Regions from separate parts of the Homo sapiens genome. Here region 1 is linked to region 2. Evidence: chromatin contacts called from ENCODE Hi-C data. All regions are on one chromosome and are shown on one strand. Each heading gives the region's core, a stretch centred on a gene start or an enhancer-like site at or near the end of the contact. The rest is flanking DNA. Distances are from core to core; before and after follow the strand shown.

Region 1 (4,533 bases), core at 839-3,338, 420 kb before region 2:
ACTGTTATTTGCCATCTCTTTGTTGGGATGGTAGCAACGTATAAACAATCGCAAAGCCACTCCGAGGCAGGGAATGCACCTTAAGGCATCTTTTATAATTCCTTGAGCTAAAAGGAGTCATAAAGGCTCCTCAAGAACTTTCAAACACCAGCCTGGGAAATTTGAAAGGAAAGCAAAAGCATCAGAGGCAGCTCATCAATTTGGGATGAAGAACTATGCCTAAAAGGAAAAAAAAAATTTGAACTGAGAAATTTAAGGAGGACGGCTGGAAGACTCTTTTTCTTCTCTTATCTGGCGAATACCTAAAAAACCTGTATCACTTGTTTCTGGAATTCTCTGATCCTCACTAGACAGTGTGCTATGCCCTCATTACATTCTGCCCTATTGCCGTTATTGCTATTGCTTATTTAAGTTGCTAAGGGCAGGGGCTTTACATCACAACTATATCCCAGGGCCTAGAACACAAATAGGCATCTTAAACCTGTGTTCTGAATGAATGGAAGTGGTAGGGACAGGATACAGCATCAGCAGTTCACTGACTCTAGATATGAAATCAGTGCCCCAAGTATTCTTCCCATCATATCTCATGTCAAGAGCAAGACGACAAAGTCACAGAAGCCACAGGAAAATAAAATTTCCCCAGAAAGGGAGCCAAGTTGGCCAATGGCAACAGTACTCTTTCCTTGGCACAAGGGGGCGCCTGCTGCTTACTCCATCGCCAGGAGGCCTGGAGGAAGGGAGGGGCCCCCAATTCCACACCGGTTGGCTCACGAAAATTCGGTTCAAAGGCAAGCTTCTGAAAGCCCCAGACAGTAACGATAGTTTGTGAATCTAAACGTTTCCAACGTATGACTCGCTGAATCGAGAGAAATCACGGAAATGGGCATACTCAACCTCACGCGGCTACTCCTTCCCTATCCTAGGGCGAATTCACTCTTTTTTCCTCTTCCTTGGCTTCCCACGCGCATGCAGAAGAGAAGCTGGGATCAGAAAAGCACCTAACCCACCTCTGCCACTTGACCATGCTTGCATTCTTCCTTTCCTCTCTCGAGTCAAGCTCTAGCCTCAGCGACTACAGATGTGTGTAGCCCACACTTTGCTTACAGGTAAACCAAGTAAAAACAAAGCTAGTCAATTCTCCCTCTCAGCTAATTGCCCACCTCACTTCCCAACAACCCCTTTGCCAAATCACAGACTCTTAACTGGCAGGACACTTACAGATCAACTAGTTTCACTCTTCAAAAATTTTCCCGTGAGATAAATAGGCTCCAGAGATCTCATCAGACACTGTGAGGCTAGTATAATTACCATCGCCATTTTATGGATATGGAAACTGAGGCTCACTGGGGTCAAGTGACGTACCCAGGGCTACTTAAAGAGGCTGTCATGTTTTCTGCTTCTTAAACCTCACGGTACCAGCCCGCATCCCTCGCCAAAGGGTACGCGCCCTTTCCGAGCCAGGATTATGACCCAGGTCACCCAAACGCCTAGCCCAGTACTTCCATGCCGCAGCCTGCCCTTGCTAGGTATGCTTAGGGTAGTTGGGCCCTATCTGAGAATCTGGGACATCCTGTTGAACGGCAGCTCTGGACCCTCTGGGTAAGACTAACACCCCCTGCGCAGGCTGGAGAAGTCGCTCTGACCCAGGGTCCTCAGAGCCAAAGGCCTCGTGGGGGCTGCCTTCTGTCAGCCCAGCCGTGTCCGCAACCCGTTTCTGGCCGGCTCCTTTTGGACACAGTCCCTTCTGGGTACTAATCATCCACGCTCACCCCAGAGGGGCCACGGCCCAAGGACCACTCCCGAGGGAGCCTGCAGAGCCCCACCAGGCCACAGGGCCGGAAGCAGACGAGGGCGGGAGGCTGGAAAGGAAGAGGCGGCGCCCGAGGCTGCTATGGCGGAGGGGCGGGGCTCCCCGCTTCTCCGGGCGTCTGTCTCATTTCTACCGGCTTCCATTTGACAGCTTCCCTCCCGCCAGAACTCCAGGGCTCCCAAGCTGGCGCGGGGTCCTCAGCCCCTGCCCGTCCCGACCTCCCCGGCGGGGACCGAACCTCAGCTCCTCCATCCGGGGCCCACGCGGCCCGCGCCTGCGCGCTGGCTCCGCCGACGGCGTCCCCGCCCCGCTCCTGCCCGGACTTGGAGCAGCCCCGCCTCCCTGCGCGGCGGCCATGTTGACTCCGGGCGAGCGGGATGGGGGTCGCCGCTCGGCGCCTCGCCTCGTAGCACCTTCCCACCTTGGTGACACCTGAAGAGTTCTCTCGCACTTCGCTCTCCTTCAAGGCCCCCCGCCACCCCGCCTTCAAATAGTGAGCGGAGGCTGCTGTCTCAGAGTCAGTGCTCTTGCCCCAGCTCCCGCTGACGTTCACTGAGTTCCCGGTGTGGGCCGAGGCTCTTGTAGTCGGAGGCTGACCCGCAGCCTCTTCACAGAAACCAGAGCCGCGCTCTTCCTGCTGTCAGGCAACAACAGCTCAGCACAGGGCCTGACACACAATAGATGTCCTCTGAATAGCCAAAGAAAAACATTCTTGGGGTTTCTGTGGCCGGCAGCGGCACCCTGCGTCCTGGGTGTGAAGAAAGTGGGGGATCCCCCTGATTTTCCCCTCCTCTATCTACCAGAGACCTTCTGTCCTACTTTAGTCCTCAGCCCCACCTCAGGTGGCTAATGAGGATGGTGAAGAAAACCTCAGAGAACACCCTCCAGGGCTCCTTTCACCTCCCTCACCCAAGCAGTTTCTCTCATAGGAAGTGGGGCCAAAAAAAGAAGAAAAAAAAAGAGGCGAACTCAACAAAACCGTCTATTGGGGGGAGCGGCCAGTTTGTACCCTTGTAACGGAAACTGTTAGAACAACTTTGCACCCTCCTTAAAGGAAACAGATGATAAATCCTTCTCCGTTGGTGGATTTCTTGTTTCTCAGGATTCCAAAGCCTTATGTGGTTTCAGTTATCTGCCCTCCAAACGAAGCCAGGGGCCGGGTTAGCCTCTGGCCACAGCCTGGCTCAGGGAGGGGTTTATCTTCTGCAACGGCTACTCATGTGGGTGGGAACAAAGAGATGGTTGCTACCTCTCCAGGCGAAGACCAGCCCACATCAGTCTGTGGGGGCCTGGGACTGTATCTCTTGACTCTGTAACTCATTTCAGGCCCTGAGACCTAAATTGCCTTCAGATATCTGTTGTGTGCAAGGTGGAGAAAAGGCAAATCATATTTAGTCGTTGTGTGTTGGAGAAGGGGGAAAAAATGGAGTTTCATGGCCCTTCCCCCAGGTTTTTCAGTGCCACGCACTTGTTCTCAGCTCCAGAGGCCTGTGAGTAACGTGGCAAAGCCTGGGGACACACTTGTGACTGGGGCCTAAGGCTGTGACTTGAATCTCTAGAAGTCCACCATGAGGCTCCAAGCAGCACTCTCTCTGCAAAGACAAAACTGAGAAATGAACTGTCCTTGCTCTGTAAATTCACAAGGGGAAAAAAGACATGCATTCTCAGGGTTCCCTCTGTCCACATCAAATTCTCTCAAAAATCTATTTGTAAAAAGGCCAGGGGTCTCTCAAGACAAGTCAGAATGTTTTTTAAAAGCTCAGCTGTCACCCTGTAGAGGTAGAACTTTATCCAGATTTTCAGCTGTACTTTCCTGCAATTTCTCTTTTCCTTCTCTGCTACCCAACCCCCTCCTCTTCCGCTCTGTTTCCTGTTTCATTTTCTGACTTCTGCTCTGACAGGAAAACAAGGAAGCTGAATCTTGTGCTCTCAAAGCCCTGACTCCCTGGTTTCAGATTGGAAGAAGGCTAGGTGGGATAGGAGGGGATTCTGGGACTCCAAGGCTTTGAGTAGTGACGGAGGCAGCCTCTCAGTGTTCTTGTAGAGTCTGCAGCTAAGATGGAGCCTGCATCTACCCAGGGAGCCAGCTGAGCTACCAGAACTGTGGAAAGCAAGTGAGAAAGAGCCATATCCCAGGCTCCAGAAAGACTCCACACTTCCCAGCCATTTCCATTAAGAAGCACATATCCCACATCACCAAGAAACAATATCACATACAAATCCCTAACCAGAACAATGCAAGCAATGCATTACTATTCTAGAAGCTTAGGATTTAAGAGGGTTACATCATTTCTGTTCTTTGAACTTGCCTGGCTCTGCTCTTGCTATTTTCCCTGCTTGAAGCACTCTACTTCCAGACCACCCTTTGGCTAGCCCATTATGTTTGGGTCTCCGGAGAGAAGTCACCTCCTTAGAGAGGCTTTCCCTGTACTATCCCATCAGTCTGTTCTGTTTTTTTTTTTTTTTTTTTTTTTTTTTAAAGATGAGGTCTCACTATATTGCCAAGGCTAGTCTGGAACTCCTAGGCTCAAAGGATCCACCCACCTTGGCCTCCCAAAATGCTGGGATTACAGGTGTGAGCCACTGCGCCCGGCCTCTGTTTTCTTCATAGCACTTAACACTATCTGCTTGTCCTGTCCATGAATTTTACTTGTTTCAATGTCTGTTTCCCTATTCTAGAATGTAAGCTTCTGAGTGTAATGGAGGAGCAAGGGCTTTGTTCA
Region 2 (3,953 bases), core at 841-3,340:
CCCAGCCCCTCCAGCTCTTGTCCCCTAATGTGGAGGCACCTCCTCTTCAGAGGCCTCCCGAATGTGCCCCTTGCACCTGGAGTCAGCTCCCTACTCCCCCTCTGTCCGCACTTCCCAAACCCACTCTGGTGATCATGGGCTTTCCTTGGCTTGGGTCTCTGGTCTGGGTCAAGGCATCTGCTCAGGTTCCTCAGTTAGAAGACCATGGTCCTCCCTCTGTGCTACCTCCCCAGGGCATGTGGGACAAAGTGACATCACATTTAGGCCTGTGACATCACAGGGCATGGATGACACAAGACAGATGATCTGGGAGATGACAGCAAGGAAGGGCTTGGCAGGCAGAGGCTTCTCCACGTGGGAACCTGAGGGAGTCTGTCCTCAGCCCACCTCCTGGGGCATTTCCTAGCCAAGCCAGGGAGCTTTCAGGATTGGAGACCTGGAAATCTCCAAGGCCATTTCCTTTTTTATTTTTTTCTAACAGAGAGGTTGTGCAAAGTGTTCTGAGAGCTGGGAGCAGAGTGTGATGCCAGGAGGGAGCACAGCTGGCAGATGGAAGCCAAAGGTGTGTGGGGAAGTGCCTTGGAGGGGAGGAAACTTCACTCGGTGCCCCTCACTTCCCTGTGATTCCCAGCAAGACAGCAGGGGAGGCGGGCTTGTGGCCTGGGGGTCTGAGAGGGCTCTTCCTTTTAGGGAGTAGAGTTTTGGTGAACTAAGCCCCTCCATTACGCTGAAGGATACTGAGGGGGCCACTGAGGAGTTGGGGGAAGGACTGGGAACAGCATGTGGGAAGAGAGAGCAAGAAAGAAAGAAATGAGGGGGTGGCTGTCGTAGTGGGGGAAGCTGACATGGCCAAGAGATGGCAGAGTCTGAGGTTTACCACTAAAGAGCTCTTGGCTACTTGTTGTGTGACTCTGGATGAGCTGCTAATAATAAAATCCACCACACAGGCTTATTGTGAAGACTAAATGAGATAAAGTTTATGAAGCCCCTAGCACAGTGCCAGACACAGCAAGAAAGCTGTTTGTAAAGGTGGCTATTTACTCTGTTCCTTGGACAATTCCAGCTGGAACCCTGTTACTTTATCTTCTATTCTGGGCATGTATAATGCAGAATTATCAGTTGTAAGCTACAAAAACCATTTCAGGAGGAGTTAAGCAGAAGGAATTTGTTTAAAAGATGTTAGAAAAGCTCGCAGGAGGTCTGAGAAGGCTGGAGAGCAAGGCTTGGAGAATAGGATGGATCAAGGGAGGCTGGAAGTAGACAGGACCATGGCCAAATATCACACCCCAGGACCAGCCCTGCACAGATTCTGCAGCCTCCCCTGAACCCCCTTCTTTCCTTCACTGCCCTGGAAGCCGGATGTGGTACCACAGCCTTTGTTGTAGAGAGGAGTTTCCACAGACCTGCCACCTCAGGACCAGTGGCTTTTTTTATTGTATTTTATTTTATTTTGAGATGGAGCCTCACTCTGTTGCCCAGCCTGGAGTGTAGCAGAGCCATCTCAGCTCACTGCAACCTCCGCCTCCCGGGTTCAAGCAATTCTCCTGCCTCAGTCTCCCAAGTAGCTGGAAATACAGGCACGTGCCACCACACTTGGCTAATTTTTGTATTTTTGTAGAGATGGGGTCCCACCATGTTGGCCAGGCTGGTCTTGAACTCCTGACCTCAAGTGATCTGCCCGCCTCGGCCTCCCAAAGTCCTGGGATTACAGGCGTGAGCCACTGCGCTCAGCCAGTGGCACTAGCTTCTGATCTGCTAGTCTACTGGGCTGCAGTGGAGATTAATGGCTGCTTGGGGCTTTTGTACCCTGGGCCAGACTCACGCACACCAGAATTTGTGTGAGGCCACAGGGGTTATGCCTCTTCTCATGCTCACAAGACTCGGCTTGGCAAGGAAATGTCCCAGGAGGTGGGCTAAGACAGACTCCCTCAGGTTCCCACATGGAGCAGCCTCTGCCTGCCAAGCCCTTCCTTGCTCTCGTCTCCCAGATCATCTGTCTTGTCAGCCTCCATGCCCTGTGATGTCACAGGCCTAAATGTGATGTCACTTTGTCCCACATGCCCTGGGGAGGTAGCACAAAGGGAGGACCATGGTCTTCTAACTGAGGAACCTGAGCAGATGCCTTGACCCAGACCAGAGACCCAAGCCAAGGAAAGCCCATGATCACCAGAGTAGGTTGGGAAGTGCGGATAGAGGGGAAGTAGTTTTTATTTTTTTCTAACAGAGAAGTTGTGCAAGGTGTTCTGAGAGTTGGGAGCAGAGTGTGATGCCAGGAGAGGGCAGAGCTGGCAGATGGAAGCCAAAGGTGTGCGGGTCACCCCTTCTGGGTGGGGACATCTGATCGACCTAGTCCATGTATGCCTGCATGAAGTGCTGGTGAGGGAGGTTGGAATTAAGTATTTGGCCATTTCGGCTTTTATAATGGGAGGTACCTTTTGCCTCCCTCAAGACTCATGTAGGGGAAAAGTTTCAGAGGCTGGGCGTCCAAAAAAACCTGACAGATGTCTACATGGAAAACCAAAATGAGTAGACAGAGGACCCTGTCCTTGAGATGCTCACAAACATGTTGGGATCAGTTATGTGGAGGATGAGTCACAGCCCTAGGGGCTGAGCTGGCAGAGAAACCCCAGGAACATGCCCCAGCCCATGGTGCACAGCCTGAGATGTCCCTGTATATTCTGGGACACCAGGGTGGCGTGGCTGGGGTGCAGATTGATGGCTGGTTGGGGCTTTTGCACCCTGGGCCAGACTCACGCACACCAGAATTTGTGTAAGGCCGCAGGGGTGATGCCTCTTCTCATGCTCACAAGAATAATGACATTGCTCAGGCTAAAAAGCCACTTTCTGGCCTATGAGGTCTCCCTTTTTGTATCTAGACATGTCTTTTCCTTATTTATTAACTTTTTTTAAGACAGGGTCTCGCTCTGTCACCCAGGCTGGAGTGCAGTGGCATGATCTCAGCTCACTGCAGTCTCGACCTCCCTGGCTCAAGTGATCCTCCCACCTCAGCCTCCTGAGTAGCTGGAACAACAGGCATGCGCTACCATGCCTGGCTAATTTTTGTATTTTTTGTAGAGATGGTGTTTCACCATGTTGCTCATGCTGGTCTTGAACTCCTGGGCTCAAGCAGTTGGCCCACCTCAGCCTCCCAAAGTGCTGGGATTACAGATGTGAGCCACCACACCTGGCCTAGTCATGCCTTACACCCATTTTGCTATGTCTATTTTTTTTTTTTTTAAAGAGACAGGGTCTTTCTCTGTCACCCAGGCTAGAGTGCAGTGGCAATATCCTAGTTCACTGCAGCCTTATATTCCTGGGCTCAAGTGATCCTCCTGCCTCAGCCTCCTGAGTAGCTGGGACCAGAGGTGCAAGTCACCATGCCCAGCTAAGTTTTGTATTTTTTGTAGAGATGAGGTCTTGCTTTGTTGCCCAGGCTGATCTCAAACTCCTGGGCTCAAGAGATGGGTCTGCCTTGGTCTCCTGAAGTGCTGGGATTACAGATGTGAGCCACTTCACCTGGCCATGTGCTTGAATTATCTTTTGCCTCTTGGGGCCTCTAGATTAGAGGATAGAACTTTCCAGGGTCAGGAGATCTGAGATGGGACTTGGAGGAGGAAAACGTGTTTGCTGTATCTCTGTGAGATCAGCTGCCTTCTCTGTCCTCTGTCTCATTCCATATCCTTCTATGTTGCCTGTTCTTGTCTCTGCCTGTTCCTGTCCCTACCTGTCACCATCACTGTCTCCCTGTCATCATCAATGCCTATCTTCATCTCAGCTTGGCTCCCCTCCACAGAAGGCTCCCCTGTTCAGCCTTTGAGCCCTACTCTGTCCTCCCGTCCAGCCATCTGGGTACTTTGAGAACAGAAATAACAGCCCGCCCCCCTCACACACACATCCTGAAATTCCAGTAGCCCCAGTTCACTGCAATCCACATCAGCAGGTTGTCCTCCAGA

What was found. Hi-C counts contacts between places; a loop is a spot of excess contacts on that map.
Region 1: a loop to region 2 is called in a map of natural killer cell, with 5 times the contacts of the local background. The contact joins the promoter of PIGV here to the promoter of ZNF683 in region 2. A Hi-C loop is called at or near these places in 1 of 168 maps with a recorded cell type or tissue (natural killer cell).

What each region holds. Positions count from the first base shown.
Region 1 is chr1:26,785,505-26,790,037 of GRCh38, reverse strand. PIGV (phosphatidylinositol glycan anchor biosynthesis class V) reads right to left here and starts at 2,088. Exons shown (of 4, transcript NM_017837.4): 1 at 1,770-2,088. RefSeq lists enhancers at 512-641, 1,449-1,648, 1,336-2,162, 2,209-2,648, 3,169-3,318 and a silencer at 1,949-2,158.
Region 2 is chr1:26,370,887-26,374,839 of GRCh38, reverse strand. It overlaps ZNF683 (zinc finger protein 683), which reads left to right and starts at 2,090. Exons shown (of 6, transcript NM_001114759.3): 1 at 2,090-2,171.